Regions from separate parts of the Homo sapiens genome. Here region 1 is linked to region 2. A link is a loop called in an ENCODE intact Hi-C map of the cell type or tissue named here. Cell type or tissue: prostate gland. All regions are shown on one strand.

Region 1 (2,500 bases), 550 kb before region 2:
CCAGAATGTTTATGACTATCTTGGTTTAGCAATAAACCCCCTTAAATAACATGATTTCTGAACGTCTTTATTAAGAGACTTTAGATGATACTTGCTGGTTTAGGAAGTGCAGAGTCATAGTGGATGTGATTTAGTACATCTTTGATTCAGGTCAGGAGTCATCATCTAAACATCTTAAAGAGGTCTTTTACTCTATGCCGATTTCAATGCAAACCTTGTTTGTTGTTTGAGTCTTAAGGTGTCTTAACACTGTTCTCCTCAGAGTACTGTGGCACTGTGTGGCTTAAATAACTAAAGCAAGGTTTAGAGAGATCTTAGAGATCATCATCTTCATAGAACATAGAATGTTAGAACAAGGAGCCCAGGAAGGAATCCAGGCTAAACTCCTCACTGTCTTCCCCACCTTTTTTTTTTTTTAAGGAGAGAAAAAAAAAAAACCCACAAGGAAATTGAAGGCAAGAGAAATTAAATAACTTGGTCTCAGAATTTTTTAGGTAGACCCAGGGCTAGATTCTGTTTTCTCATTTCTAATCCAGTGCTCTTTAATTATGCCTTATTTACCTTTAAAAACGGTATCCAGGCCCGGCGCAGTGGCTCACGCCTGTAATCCCAGCACTTTGGGAGGCTGAGGCGGGCGGATTATGAGGTCAGGAGATCGAGACCATCCTAGCCAACATGGTGAAACCCCATCTCTACTAAAAATACATGGTGTGGTGGCACGCGCCTGTAGTCCCAGCTACTCGGGAGGCTGAGGCAGGAGGATCACTTGAACCTGGGAGGCGGAGGTTGCAGTCAGCCGAGATTGAGCCACTGCATTCCAGCCTGGCGACAGAGCGAGACTCTGTCTCAAAAAAAGTAAATAAATAAAAAAGATATTCAAACACCTTTGTTGTCATAACCGGAATGATACTTCACTTTGGTGAGGGGAATATGGCTATCCTGCATCTTTTAGAATCTAATTTTAAGATGTAAAATTTGGAGACAAGATTTAGCCCATGATATACCTAAATCAGAAACCATTCTATAATGGGCTCATTTGCATTTAAATTGTTCTCCTTTAGAGATTTTGCGAGTTGATTTTGAATAAAGGGCTTGTATTTATTATTATATTAAGCCAGATTGCTTTTTGTTAAATTTAACAAGATGTCTTTTAATGTCTGCAAAATCCTCTGACATTCCAGTCTGCTGTTAGTAAGTAAAGATATGTTTGCATTTAAAACAAAACTATTGGAGAACAAAATGATTTCTTCACTTTAACAAAACAAATGTGTCTTTTCAATGGGTTAATCTTATGAGATATTTTAAATATTGGAGTATAATACAATTGACAATTGGCAATCCCAATTATGGGAAAAGCTGTTTACCTTAAGAGCTATATATATATTCCTGTTTTATAATATGCATTTAAATACAATAGTAATGGGAATAAATGTTGTTCTACAGACTGCGTTTTAGTTTCTTAACACTAGATGTCACTGTAGATAGGAAAACACGCTCTGCCTGTTTGTATTTGTTGCAGGGCCCTTGGTAGTGGAGTTGTCTGAAGACGTGACAGATACCACTGTCAATACCATGGAATTGGGCCTGGTTGCTGATAATTACTGGATGCAGAATCTGTGTGAGAGATAAATTGTGCAGAATTTAGTATAAGTAATCATTCAGCTGGAATGTCTTCTTGTAGCTAGTTTGAGAATTGCTGCAGAAAGATGAAAATGCATCTTCACATTTCTGGAGTTCTTTTAAATAATTTTTCTAATCTTGCTTCAAGAGCAGAGTACCAGGGTAATATCTTACAGCTAAAAGGTTTTTGAAAATTGGGTCTTAGGTAGTCATTTTGATTAGCTTGCTATTAGAAAGCTTTTTGTGTCATTTACTTGTATTTGCCACTTAAAAGACTTTTCTTGTAATATCATTTCTTCTTTTACCTCTCATTTTCCTCATCTTCAACTGTGGAAGTTCTTAAGAGAATTAAAATGTACAATTCCTTGTACAATTATTTCTGTCATCCTTCGTTGTACATTTGGTAACGTCCACTCTAGCCAAGTAACCTCTGCGTTGGTTCCCGGCTGATCTGTGGAGCCAAGAATCTTCATAGATATTCAGATCGAATTTCTCCCAGCTCCTTCCTTGTTTACACAGAAACAGAAAGAATGTACTGTCACAGTTAGTGGTTGAGAAGTGGTGGAGAATATCAGTTAAGGACATGAACTCTGGAACCAAATTCTATGTAATCCAGTGCTGGCTCTGCTGGTTGCTGGCTGTATGACCTTGGGTGACTTAACCTCCCTGCACTTCAGCTTCCTGATGGGTAAAATGGGGATAATAGTACCTAACTCATCGGGTTGTTATGAGAATAAAATGAGTTCTTTGTGAAAGCTTTGAAAGCAGTGCCTGGCACACTAAATACTCTTATGTCAGTGCTTGTTAAATAACTTTAGGTTCAGGCACTCTATGGGAACTTTTACAAATGCTAAATTCTTTGAAGAATATTCAGTTCGAG
Region 2 (2,500 bases):
AAACATTTAGATTTGACCTAAATGGGGAAAAAAAGTTTATAATAGAAGGACAAAAAAAGAAAAAAGAATGATACTCTGAGGTTGGCGAAGAATGCAGTTAATAAATATACGTACAGGACCCCCTGTGTTGGGTTAGCCCTGTGCCGTTTGTGACGGTGGACACAATATAACTACTTTTTTTTTTTTTAATAGACACAGAGCCTTGCTGTGTTGTCCAGCCTGGAGTGCAGTGGCATGTTCATAGCTCACTGCAGCCTTTAACTCCTGGACTCAAGCGATCCTCCCACCTCAGCCTCCTGAGTAGCAGGGTCTACAAGGCACATGCCACCAAGCCTGACTGATTTTTTATTTTTTTGGAGAGAAAGGGTCTTGCTTTGTTGCCTAGGCTGGTTTTGAACTCCTGGCCTAAAGCAATCCTCCCACCTTAGCCTCCCAAACTGCTGGGATTACAGGCATAAGACACCACACCTGGCCTGAATATAATATGAGAACCTGGGGTGGCTCTGCATGCCACTTAAATTCAGTGTTCTAAATGGCATATTTACAAGTACTACATGATTATCTGATATTTTCCCTGTTCTGGTTCTCCATGAAGGAAACAGCATTGGCCTTTGCTCTAGGGAGGAAATAGTCACTTCTGCTGTTCTTGCTGTCTTAACAAGGCCAAGTTGGTGCAGGAGCATGTGCCAAAAACTTAGCCAATATCTGTCCCTTTCCTCCCACCAAATGGACTCTGAGTCAAGCAGGAAAAATCTGCCAGCTTCTCTGTCTCCCTCAAAAGACAGACCTTTTAACACATTTCACAATAGCCATGAAGTTTGCAGGTGACAAGCTTCCTTTGAAAGTACTCTGGTTACCACATCTTCTACAGAGTAGGGGTAGGGAGATTACTTATGAAGTGAGGAAGATAAGAAGGGAAAGAAAAACAGCAGTTAAATTACAGAAAGGTGAGGAATTGGTTCTAATAGTTGTAAATGCATAAGAAGGAAATCCATGGTCAGACCCTGAAATCCAGCTTTCTAATAGTAACAACCAGTCTGGCAGTTTACCTAGTCTACTGCTTCTGGGTTTTTACCCTTAGTTCCTTGTGTGCTACCCCCCTCCCTAGAACAGACATCTGAGTGGCATGCTTTTGTTTTCTCTTTGAGTCTCAGCGGCACTGTTTTCTATTTGCAGTATTTCTGCCCTGGGGAAGCAAACTCAAGAAACACTTGGCACATTTATCACAGAGCAAATGCTTTCTAGAAGAATGCTGGATTTGCCATTCCAGTAACATGTCCTCAGATAAAACGGTCCAGGTATATTGCTTTCATCAATTTCCAAGACAGTGCATCCTCAAATCCAGCAGGGGGAACCAATGTAGAAGGCTTATTTTCCAAGCCCAGCATATGCATTCTTGGGCAATTAGATTAGTATTCATTTCATTCTTTTAGAAGGACATTTTGGCTGGCTTATAACTTTCCATCCATTTTAAATGCTGCAAATGGGTGAGTTCTTAGTGAAATAGGGGGCTTCCACTGGTAGAAAAAGCAAGGCACATTAACACAGTTACCCGTAAGTCTTTGATAAGGACAAGCTTTCTTTTTTATCAGCCTTGTCTGTCTAGCTATCGTCACAGGAAGCACATAAACAATGAAAAATTAAGTAGAGGGATGTGTAAACTTGAGGTTTCCAGAAGGGATTTTAAAAGCCTTACAATAACGGTGAAGAAATATAGGGAAGTGCGAGGCTATTTTGTTAGCTTAAATAATGCCACATAGAAGCTAAATGTTCTCAGTTAATATTCCTTTAAGATCACATATTTATTTCAGATGATAAATTTCCATAGCATTCATGTCGAGTGTGATATAACACTTTACTTTCCCATGCTGAAAAAGCACAGAAACCTGTGAGAATTCTACTGGTTGTGTCCTTCTAATTTCTCCCATATTAGTACTCTGCCTCCTACTCTTTCAACCAATATTTATCAAATGTGTACTGTTTGCAAGAACATTTCAGAAATTTTATAGAAATAAAATAAGAGGCTCCTGCTGCAACGTGACTATGATAAGAAAGCAGTCCATGTTTGACTCTACATGGGAGAGTTTTGTAAGGGCAAAATCTCAACAACATGATCACGGATTGCTATCCTGATATTTGTAGTTCCTTTTGTGAACGCTACATGGTGACAGGAAGATAAACAAGACGTAAGTCTAAATAAATCCATCGCTATACTGGGGAAACAATCTGATGTGTACTTCCTGCTGGTATACTGCTGTCTTTTCTTCTAAAGGTCTATAGATTTCTGGGCACAGACAGACTACGGACAATTCAAAACCAGTGCTTTGCAGATTAGATTATTGGTCTTAATTCTTCAGTCCCCTATAATAAGATTGTGTGTATATGTGTATATATATATATATAAAATCAGTGTCCTCCCACTGTGAGCAGAGAATATTTCCATGCCATTGATGTTGGACTTGACCATGGGACTTAATTTAGCTAATGAAATGCTAGTGGA

Evidence for each region. Hi-C counts contacts between places; a loop is a spot of excess contacts. Peaks named below come from ENCODE experiments on the same cell type or tissue, not always from the same donor. Only the 100,000 strongest peaks of a DNase experiment are listed, where the experiment ranks them.
Region 1: it touches region 2 in a loop (2.6-fold over the local background); 8 of 110 quality-filtered maps call a loop at or near these places.

What each region holds. Positions count from the first base shown.
Region 1 is chr20:16,475,126-16,477,625 of GRCh38, reverse strand. All of the region lies in intron 12 of KIF16B (kinesin family member 16B), which reads left to right. Among named protein-coding and RNA genes, the nearest start is that of KIF16B, 97 kb to the left of the region's middle. RefSeq lists a silencer at 1,437-1,672. In prostate gland, a CTCF peak has its summit at 1,473 (motif pointing right); a DNase peak (open chromatin) is centred at 1,525; H3K27ac peaks cover 669 bases.
Region 2 is chr20:15,929,334-15,931,833 of GRCh38, reverse strand. The region is part of intron 10 of MACROD2 (mono-ADP ribosylhydrolase 2); the gene reads right to left. All of the region lies in intron 1 of LOC613266 (a long non-coding RNA gene), which reads left to right. Among named protein-coding and RNA genes, the nearest start is that of KIF16B, 640 kb to the left of the region's middle. In prostate gland, a CTCF peak has its summit at 1,319 (motif pointing right); a DNase peak (open chromatin) is centred at 723.